2 separate regions of the Homo sapiens genome follow, and region 1 is linked to region 2. A link is an interaction called in ENCODE POLR2A ChIA-PET data of the cell type or tissue named here. Cell type or tissue: CD4-positive, alpha-beta T cell. All regions are shown on one strand. Each heading gives the region's core, and the rest is flanking DNA. Links, peaks and the distances in the headings are about the cores only.

The links. ChIA-PET counts read pairs that join two places held together with the same protein. Peaks named below come from ENCODE experiments on the same cell type or tissue, not always from the same donor. Only the 100,000 strongest peaks of a DNase experiment are listed, where the experiment ranks them.
Region 1: POLR2A ChIA-PET joins it to region 2 with 13 read pairs; 4 of 35 experiments call an interaction of 5 or more read pairs at or near these places.

What each region holds. Positions count from the first base shown.
Region 1 is chr2:98,769,816-98,775,187 of GRCh38, forward strand. It overlaps LINC02611 (long intergenic non-protein coding RNA 2611), which reads right to left and starts at 2,083. Exons shown (of 4, transcript NR_126337.1): 1 at 1,804-2,083. RefSeq lists enhancers at 424-924, 925-1,425, 3,562-4,062, 4,063-4,563, 4,869-5,372. In CD4-positive, alpha-beta T cell, for the core only: no CTCF peak of the experiment used is centred there; DNase peaks (open chromatin) are centred at 186, 626, 1,256 and 2,036; H3K4me3 peaks cover 2,859 bases; H3K27ac peaks cover 4,861 bases.
Region 2 is chr2:98,463,088-98,468,459 of GRCh38, forward strand. All of the region lies in intron 1 of INPP4A (inositol polyphosphate-4-phosphatase type I A), which reads left to right. Among named protein-coding and RNA genes, the nearest start is that of INPP4A, 21 kb to the left of the region's middle. RefSeq lists enhancers at 207-722, 909-958, 2,209-2,348, 2,359-2,668, 2,767-3,331. In CD4-positive, alpha-beta T cell, for the core only: no CTCF peak of the experiment used is centred there; DNase peaks (open chromatin) are centred at 1,064, 1,554, 2,014, 2,834 and 2 weaker places; H3K4me3 peaks cover 3,475 bases; H3K27ac peaks cover 4,798 bases.

The DNA.
Region 1 (5,372 bases), core at 148-5,147, 310 kb after region 2:
ACAGGTACAGGGTGGGAAGGGGAAGGGCTTGGCATCTACGGCCCGCTCTGTGGTTTGTGTGGACATGTGACTCGGTGCCAGCAGCTCTTTCCTTTGTCCTTCCAGCAGGTGTTATTAAGCAGGGATGACTTGACAGTTGCCGGGCTGGTCTCACCAGAACCAGGCAGATGCGCTTCGCCCGCGTTCCTGACTCCCCCTCCTTCCCGTCTCTTCTCTTTTCAAATGACGCCATTTATGCAAGAGGGGGCAAAAGGTGAAATGCAAACCCTTTGAGTTAGCCCTGATAAAATCTCCTCATTTCAAATCCTGCTGGCAAAGCCGCCTGCAGCCTCCCTCCGCGCCCCTCTGGTCGCTTGTTCTTCTACCCAATCCCTAGGGATCATGCCCATCAGGGTTCATCCTAGAGCTCCTGCTCTTCTCTACAGCACATTCTCATAGCCTTGGAAAATGCCTCTACTGACAACTCCCAACTTATATTCCACGCCAAGACCTTCCTCGGAGCCCCAGCCTCACACATGCCCACGCCCCTGCCCCCCGCCCCCCCCCCCCACCCCCGCCCCGAGGTCTTCTTGACATCTCTGCTTGGTGACGTGCAGGCTTCTCAATCTCCCTGCTCCTCCCTCCGCCTCAGTAAATGCTGGCCCAGGCTGCTCGCTTGCTCAAGACACAACCCCAAGAGGCGTCCTTGATGCTTCCTTTTCCCTCACTCCCCATATCCAACCCATCCATGAGTTCTTTCGGTTCCACCTTAAAAATACCCCTAGGGGCCGGGCGCGGTGGCTCACGCCTGTCATCCCAGCACTCTGGGAGGCCGAGGTGGGCGGATCATGAGGTCAGGAGATCGAGACCATCCTGGCTAACACGGTGAAACCCCATCTCTACCAAACACACACACACACACACACACACACACACACACACACACACACACGAAATTAGCCGGGCGTGGTGGTGGGCGCCTGTAGTCCCAGCTACTCAGGAGGCTGAGGCAGGAGAATGATGTGAACCTGGGAGGCGGAGCTTGCAGTGAGCCAGGATCGCGCCACCGCACTCCAGCCTGGGTGACAGAGCAAGACTCCGTCTCAAAAAAAAAAAAAAAAAAATACCCCTGGGGTCTGCCCACTTCCGTCCATCTTCCCGGTCATCACATGGGTCCTGTCACTGTCACCTCTGGCTGAGATTTGTGCAGTAGCCTCCCAGTGGATCTCCCACTGTCACTTTGCCTGCCCAACCAGCAGATAGAGTGATTTAGAAAGAATAAGTAGATCATGTAACGCCACTCCCAACCCCAGTCTGCACAAAGCTTTTCAGTGAGTTCCTGTCGCACTTAGAATAACACCCACGCTTCTTACTGCACAGAGACCCCGACTGAGCCGCCCCACCTGTCTGTGCAGCCCTGTCTTGACCTGTTCTTCCCTCTCCTATGACATTTCTGGCTGGATTGATCTCTAACGATCCCCTAGGACTTTATTTAATACTCTAAGTGAGATCTGGATCAGGCACCTCAGCATTACCTGGAGCTTGTTAGAAATCTCAAGCCCTCTCCAGACCTACTGAATCAGGAATCAGGATTTCAGCAAGATCCCTGGGTGATTCAAATGCAAATTAAGGCTTGAGAAGCTCTGCTGCAGCTCAGAGCACAGCAGGCCCTTTCCACCCCAGGGCCTTTGCACATGCTCCTCTTTCCCCGGTTCCTCATACAGCTTGCTCCTAGGATACCTCTGGAAATGGATGTGATGAACCATGGCTGCTTCTGGGGAGAGAAACAGGGAAGCTGGCATTGGGGATGGGAGGGAGAATTACCTTTTATTGTGTACTCTCATTCATCTTCAAACAAACAAGCCATTTTAACAGCTGTTTTTCAGCCTTCAGTTCTATTTACAGCCACTATGAAAAGTAACCTCCCTTCCTTCCTTGGTGTCACAGTGTCCTTTGTTTCCTCCATGGTGTTCATCGTAATTTGGTGATCGTGATGTTTCTTCGCTGATGTCTCACTTCTGCCATCAGCATGCAGGAAGTGAAGATGTTGTCTTGTTCACCCCCCTGCATCCACCAGCTTTAGATCCATGCTGCACACAGGAAGCTCTGAAATGCTGACAAAATGAGCTTCTCTGAAATCTTACATTCAGATGCTCCTCCCTGCCCCTTCCGTCCCTCCATGCAGTGCACCTACTAATTTGCTCCCACGACTCCTGTTTCATACCCGCGAGGGGCTCGTGTCCTGATGGCTCTGCTCTTATCTTCCAGCCTCCTTGGTTTGCATCTGTTCTGTGCTGCTTTCTTCTCTGGCTTCCACACACAGAGCAGTTGGCCTCACCTCAGTGTAACTGAGAGAAATGAAAGTCATCAGAGGCAACGCGCTCACTTCCCTGCCACAAAGCCCGCAAACCTGTCCACGTTTGCTGCTGTCTTTTTCTCCCTTCCATTTGCTAACGTGCCACTGCTCTCTTACTGAAAGTGCTCTGATCTCACTCCTCCAGTGGTGCTGGTAAACGTTTCACAACTGACTCTCTGGGAATAAAAAGGTCTGATTTGAGGAATTTGCTGGTTTCTGTGGTGTAAATACTCCCATCACAGCCAATTTCAAGCCACCAGTGAGATAACACGACACGCAGAGTTGGAAGAGATGCATAGACGTGAGTAATCACTCACATATAGCATTCTCACCACAGGGACACAATGGATGGACATTATCTCAGGGGAATAGCTATTGGTAGAAGGTAACAAACTAGGAAGAGATGAGTTTTCAGTATTTATTGCTTTGTCTCTATGTAACCTATTTAACTGTAAGTTTTCATCATTTAATTTTTAACACTGGCTGTGTTTGGCGCCTGGCTCAGAAAATTCCTGCAGATTTCACAGTCGGCTCTCCCGCCTGTGGTCGTGCCTTGCAGCCACTTTTCCACCCCTACACATTTCTCAATCACCACAGTCTGGCTTCCGCCCCACATGCCGAGGAACCTCTCCCACCTCCTTGTTGCTGACTTCCCTCTTACCTTCCTGGATCCCCAGGGGTACGGGACTCTGGGACAACCTACTCCTCCAGCTTCCACAGCCCTGCAGAGCCCGGCTTCTGCCTCTCCTCTGTCCATATGCTCCTGCTCTCTGTCCTTCCTCAATTCCTCTCCTTGATCCATCCCTTAGGGTTTCTGGCCTCAGCCCTGCCTCCCTTTGAGCTCTCTCTTGGCAACTTCAGCCGTCTCCCCGCCCAATGAACCTCTTCTCTCTGTGGGTGACACTCCATTCTCTATCCCCAGTCCCCTCCCAGGCTTTGGCCCACAGCAGGCCCTCACGGTGCATCATGACTTCAGTGAACACATGAAGGAACGGGTTGCTGAAACTATCCCTTGTCCCCTTCTCACTGGCCCCCAGTCCATCCTCCACATTTATCCAAAACCCATCTTTCTCAAATGCAAGTCTTAAGCACCACTTTTGAGCCTCTGGGAGACTGCTGCAGTGGCTCAGGGAGGCTGGGCTGGGGCCAGGCTGGGGCCAGGCTGGTGAGAGCAGAGGTGCACAGACCTGGATACATTTGTGGTGGCTTGTGGAGCGGAACCCACAGACAAGGGCACGCACCGAATGTGGAGGGTGTGTGGTGATTCCCAGGTGCCTGGCACAGGCATCCAGGCGGAGACAAAGCATTCACTGACACAGGGACTTTGAATCATTTCTGTTCTAACTTCTGACACCAAGTGTGTGGGTTTTTACCTCACACTAACCAGTTCTCCAGCTCTCCCGACACCAACTGGTTGTCCTACGATTCAATTCAGTTTTGACACCATCCATCAGCCTCAGGTCCTACAGGTTAAGAGCTCTGTCCTGCAAGGCTGCCCCCACTTCAGAGGCCAGTTGCAAGGCCTAGGCCTCCCAGACGTCTGACCAATGGACTACAAACTGGTGGTTCCCACAAACTGCTCCTCAGGTTTAGAACAGCTCACAGAACTCAGGAAAACATTTTACTTACACATACTGGTTTATGATTAGGATGTAACTCAGGGGCAGCAGAGAAGGACTGCCCTGGGCAAGGCATCGGGGTGACTGTTGCGGAGTGTCCAGGCTCTCTCTGGATGCGCCACCATCCCAGCACCTCCCTGTGCTCACCAGCCCGGAAGCTCTCCAGCCCTGTCCCTGAAGAGTTTTGTGGAGGTCACATCCCTTAGGCATGGTAGATTAAAACACTGGGCATTGGTATGTACCTCAACCTCCAGTCCTTCTCATCTCCTTGGAAGGGAGACGGGGGAGCTGAAAGTGCTAACCCTGTAGTCACGAGGTTGGTTCCTGTGGCAACCACTCCCACCTGAGGCTCTCTAGGAGCTCACTATAAACTCAGGTATGGTTAGAAGGGGCTCATCTTGAATAACAAAAGACATTCCTCTCACCCTCATCTCTTAGGAAATCCCAAGGCTTTTAGAGTTCTCGTGCCAGAACCAGGGTGGAGAATCAAATGTATCTCTTATGACAATGACACAGGGACTGTCATAGGAAGAGCAGATTTGTGTGCAGGGGAGGTGTCTAGATGTACAGGTGCCTACTGGACTTCCAGAGACCAGGGGAGGCACATGGCGTTCAGAACAGAGGTCTGGGAGGAAATAAAGGTGGGAGTTGTTAGCATACAGATGATAGCAATGTCACATAGATGAAAACAAAAATTTTCAGCAAGTTTTCATGGATTTTAGAATAAATTCTAAATGCCTAAGCATGGTCTCCAACAATGCCCCCGCCCCTCAGCTTGCCCTTGCTCTTGGTTTGGGTCTCAGCGCCGGCTCCCCTCCTCCACCCTCCCTTGCCCCTCCCCTTCATCCACTTCCTGCAAGATGGTGGATGCCATACCTGCCTTGGGTGGTTCGGGCTTCAATACTGAAATACCATAGACTGTGTGGCCTATAAACAACATGCTTATTTTTCACACTTCTGGAGGTCTGGAAGTTCATGATTAAGGGGCAGATTTAGTGTCTGGTGAGGGCCCAATTTCTGGTTCATAGATGGTGACTTCTGTCTGTGTCCTCCCATGGTGGAAGGGGCGAGGGGGCTCCCTGGGGCCTCTTCTTGTAGGAACCTATCCCATTCATCAGGGCCCCACCCTCATGACCTAACCAGCTCTCAAACGCCCCACCTCCTAACACCAGCACACGGGTGTTAGGCTTCAACATAGGAATTTGGGGGGACATCAACATCCAGACCTCAGCAGGGCTTCTCCTGCTTACTCCAGCAGATCCTCTGGCGGTGGTGACCGCCATGTGCCCTGCATGGAAGGGCCGTTCTGTCTCTGCCCCAGGACTTGCCCAACTCCTCTGCCCAGTGAGCTGACAGCCCACTGGGGGCAGAGACATCCTTGTCACTAGCCCCGTGTTTCCTCAGTGCTTACCCAGTGC
Region 2 (5,372 bases), core at 206-5,205:
CGCCTCGGCCTCCGAAAGTGCTGGGATTACAGACGTGAGCCACCGCGCCCAGCCCACAGACATTTTAAACTAACCTGTAGCATCCTGAGTGAGGCTTGTCAAAGCTGCTTTTGACCCCAGTTTCAGGTACATTGGCTCTGTTGGGCTTTCCTCTGCCTGGCCTATCAAGCGGCCAACTCAAGCTGCAGGTGCAAGGGCAGATGGTTCTGCAGGGACCTTAATGACAGCCAGGCCCAGGAACACACAGTGCTTGTGTGGAAGTCTACATTTCAGCTGTGATGGTGTCTCGCTGAGGCTGGTTCTGGCCATGCCCTCCCAGCATTTCAGCTGTTCCAACCAAGGTGCTCTACATCTCAGAGGGAAGGCAACGGCCTGGGCAGCACGTTGCACGTACATTTTGGAGTCATGTTGGTTGGTGGTCTTCAGTTTCTGAATCTGTGATATGGCATGGTCATTCATCACAGGCGAGGTGATGCAAAGTTACCAACTGGGAGCACACCTGCCCCTTCTCATTCACTCACGCAGCAGGTAGTTTTCAGGCACAAAGGAATTGACTTGTGGAGCTGGCCCTGGGGTCTGTCTGTAGGAGAGCAGGAAGTAGTAGCCACCTGCGGAGGGCTCACAGGCATGTGCCTGCGAGACTGCTTACAAGCCCCTGTGCGGGATTTAGGGCAGACCAGAGCCATGAGCGTCCATGGTCAAGTGAAGGTCTGGTAGGTGTGAGCTGTTAGCCCTAGGGTCTGCTGCATGCGGTGCCAGGGGCTGAGGAATGCTGAGGCAGCTTTTCCTCCAGTCTCTGCTCGCTCCGTGCACAGCCCTTGTCTCCTGCCTGATAGTGGTCAGTAGTCAGTTGGCTTAGGGTACACGGTCTCCACCCAGTGAACCTGGCGCTGGCAGAAGCTTGTAGAAGAATGGGTGCAAAAAAGATATCTCAGAGGGCCTGCAGATGGCTGTTTTTAGGAAGTGAATAGGCTTCTTCTTTTTCTTCATTTTTTCTTTAAGATACTCTTGAGGTTTTGAGGCTCCACCCTGAGCTCTTTGTGGCTGAGGGCTGCTGTGGCTTGATGAAGGGGACAGTCTTCAAATCTTGCACAGGCTGGGGAAGGTTGGGACAGCACAGCCCTGAGTCTCGAACAAAATGGGGCAGAGGGGAGGGCAGGAGAGCCGTCAGATTCATGGGGCCACATCCTCGCAGCAACCCAGGGGAAGCTGAGGCCCCAGGGTCTGCATGATGGAGGCCGAGCACGACGGAGGAAGTGGAATTATTGCACATGGTGGGTTTCGACACTTGGGACTCGCTCCTCAAAGAGGAAAATCGAGAGTGGGGGTGCACAGAGCAAGGGCTGAAGAAACAAAAAGCAGGGGGTTTAGGGGAGAGATAAACCTCTTTGCATGAGTCAAGCTGAAAAGCAGTTTGGAAGGTCAAGTGCTAGCCAGTGTCTTTTTTTGCCTGCCCAGCCTCTTCTTCTGCCATGTCTGCCCTGACAGGGGCAGAGTTCTCAGTTCCCATGTCAGAACTCGGCACCAGCTTCTCTGTTGACAGTTGCAAGGCCTGTGGCTGAGAGAAGTACTTGTGCTGTGTTTCTGCAAGGTAAGATGGCCCTGATCACAGCTCATGATGCCTGAGATCAGGAGGGTCTGCTCCATGAGATATCAGCAGAGGCCATCCTGTGAAATATTTTAACTAATTGAACTGAATGTTGAAGACAAGGCCTGTGGCAGTGTTGTATTTATATGTGACAAGCCGAGAGTCCTTGGACAACCTTGGAAACTCCTTTTTAGGACAGAATCAACTGAGACGATACACACGAAGGAGCTTTTGTGAGCAGAGTACAGAGCTCGTTATTGCAGTACAAGGTTGTAGGTTTTCACACAGCTTTTGAGGATGGGTTGGTGGCCCAGGGAGGATGTCAGGAACTGTCCTTCACTAATGGGGATTCTCGAGTTCCTACCACGTGCCAGATAGCGTGCTGATTGCTTTGTATCCACTTCCCTTTTAATCCCTTGTATTAGCTTCCTGTGGTTGCTGTAACAAACTCGGTGGCTTAAAGCGAAAGGAACTTATTCTCTCACTGTTCTGGCCTCCAGAATCACTGGGCTGAATCAAGCTGTGGGCAAGGCCATGTTCCCTCCAGTAGCTTAGGGCGGAATCCATTCTGTGGCTGCTGGCTTGCCTCGGCTGCCGGCCCCTTCCTCATCTTCACACCAGCAGGGTAACATCTTCTCTCCGTGACTCCGCTTCTCTCTGCTTCTGTCACACGGCCCTCTCTTCTCTCCGAAATCTCCTGCCTTCATATAAGGACATTTGTGATGGCATTTGGGGCCTACCAGTGTAATCTAGGATAATCTCATCTCAAGATTCGAAACTTAATTGAGTCTGCAAATCCTTTGCTGTATAAGGTAACATTAATAGGTTCCAAGGATTTGAACGTGAACCTCTTTTGCAGGGGGCATTATTTGACCTGCCATACCTCACAGCAGCCTGATGAGGACCATACTGTCCCACATACAGTGGGCTTAATGAGGAAGCTGAGGCTTGGGGAGGCCTAGGGGTGGCCATGGTCCTTTCCTCTCCCAGACTCTGGGGTAGCTGACTCTGGGGTCATTTTGTCATGTTGCTGGGCACTCACTTGGTGAACAGATAATCCCCTGTCATTTTACTATGTTGTTACATGGGTTTGAAAAAAGAGTTTTTCAACTCTCTGGCTGAGCCCCTGTTCCTGTGAGGGCCTGTGGTTTTTCCTCCCGGCTCCACCCTGGTTTCGGCGCAGTACTTGAGCAGACGGTGGCTTGGGTCTCACTCTAGCGCCCTCCCCCTTCCTCTCTGGCTGTGTGCCCAGGCTGGCCCTGCCCACCTTGCTCAGTCTCTGCTCCATCTGCCACAAGTCTCACTCCAGCCCTCCCCCCAGTAGCTTAGGAAGGGACCTTCTTGTTACGTTTTTTGTTTTGTTTTGTTTTTTGTTTTTTTGTTTTTTTGAGATGGAGTCTCACTCTGTTGCCCAGGCTGGAATGCAGTGGCGTGATCTCTGCTCACTGCAACCTCTGTCTCCTGGATTCAAGCGATTCTCCTGCCTCAGCCTCTTGAGTAGCTGGGACTACAGGCGTACGCCACCATGCACAGCTAATTTTTGTATTTTTAATAGAGATGGGGTTTCACCATGTTGGCCAGGTTGGTCTTGAACTCTTGACCTCAAGCAATCTGCCCGCCTTGGCCTTCCAAAGTGCTGGGATTACAGGCGTGAGCCACCGTGCCCGGCCTTGTTATGTTTTTTAAGCTAACCCTGTAGAGCACTCACTGTGCACCAGCACCTGTTGGCTCAAGGGGGTGACAGACATTCCCTATCACAGATTACAATGAGTCACCGGCATTTTTGGAATTTCACTAAGCGTCGTTGCTGTGCTGTGCCTCAGCATGCAGCACTTCATTTAATCCTCTGGACACCTTGAATGATAAGTGTCTGTCATCCCATTTTACCCGTGAGAGAATTGCGGCTCAGAGAAGTTGTCACCCAGCTGGTTGGTGGCAGAGGTTTCAGAGGTCTTTCTGTGCATAAAACCCTCACTTATGGTTATGCCAGGTAGGCCTTGGAGGGGATAGACCCATCGCCAAACTCACAGGAGAGAGAGGAGGGCACTCACAGGTGATGATGTCTATCTGTCTTCTTTCTGGTGGGGACCCAGAGTTTTATTTCCATCTCGTTTTCTTTATGAATGCTTGTCTCACACTTATGTATTTTTTGGGCAGTCCCTGAATAACTACACCAGGCTTCTGAATGCCGAGTTTCTTAGAGTAGCCGGGAAAGGGCCTTTTTCTTTTCCTCTTGGATGTTCTCTTAGTCTGTTTTGTGCTGCTATAAAAGAATACCTGAGGCTGGGTAGTTTTTAAAGAAAAGAGGTTTACTTGGCTCACAATTCTGATGGCTGGAAGGTTCAAGACTGGACATCTGCATCTGGTGAGGCCTCAGGCTGCTTCTACTCGTGGTGGAAGGTGAAGGGGAGCTGTCGTGTGCTGAGCTCACATGGCGAGAGAGGAAGGAAGGGAGCGGGTGGTGGTGGTGGTGTCCCAGGCTCTTTTCACAGCCAGCTCTTGTGGGAACCAACGGAGTGAGAACTCACGCACCCTCAAAGCGGGGGGTGGTTGGGGGAGGGCATTAATGTATACATGAGGGATCTGCCCCCATGACCCAAATACTTCCCATTAGGCCCCACTTCTGACATTCGGGATTAAATTTCAGTGTGGAGTTTGGAGGGGACAAACATTGTCCTCTTGTGCCTGTGCCACACTTGCCCCTCCGTCCCCCTCATCTGCTGATGATTCATCACACTGTTAACTTGGTCTCTACATCTGTTTAAACGCTTTCTCCTTTCCCCTATTATGTTGCTGTTAAGACTGTGAAGCTGTCAGCAATGTTAGCGACACCGTCCACATGTGGGGACAACAGGTCCAGTGAACCTAGCATCATCAGTGTCCTTTGCCCTTGGAACTGAGTGGAAATTATCTTCTCAGCCTCCATGGATTTAACTTCTGTGTTCTTGATGTGAAGCTTCTTTTCCTTAAGTTAGAGTTTTTGCATATACATCCCACACATACACTTGCATTTGATTTTCTTGTCTGTATATGCACACACAACACACACTTGATTTTCTTGCACCATAATAACGTTTTTCTGATTTTAAATTAGAAAAGGACAAATGAGTTGAATAGTTATCTATTAGTTATAGATAATTATCTATTATCTAATTATTATCTAGTTCTCTATTTAATAGTTATCTATTAGTTATTAACTGTCTAATAGTTATTTATTTCTTGGGAACTTAAGTACCAACTTAGTGGTAATTTTACATGAAATGAAATGTTCTCTGGGTTCCAGATAACTTATAAATGGGCTTTTAGAGTACAGCCTGTTGGTTGAACAGGCCGTAAGTTCAGCCTCATCTTTGTCGAGTTCCACAACTAAGTTTTACAATTATTTATGAATGATAGTGCTTAGCATACTTTCCAACTCAGTGAGACCATGAACTAATTGAATTTGTAATAACCCTGAGTAAATCTTAGTGGACTAATAGTAAAACTTTGAGGTTTTACAGTAAGAAAGTGAGATCCTTAGATATACCAATTTTAATGTCTCAGTAAAGAAAACAATTTTATTGATTGATTGATTGATTGAGACAGGGTCTTGCTCTGTTGTCTAGTCTGGAGTACAGCCATGTAATCATAGCTCATTGCAGCCTTGAACTCCTGGACTTAAGTGATCCTCCCACCTCAGGGTTCTGAGTAGTTGGGAGTACAGAAATGCCTTACCATGCCTAAATTTTATTTTTTATTTTTTTGTAGGGATGGGGGTCTTGCTTTGTTACCCAGGGTGGTCTTG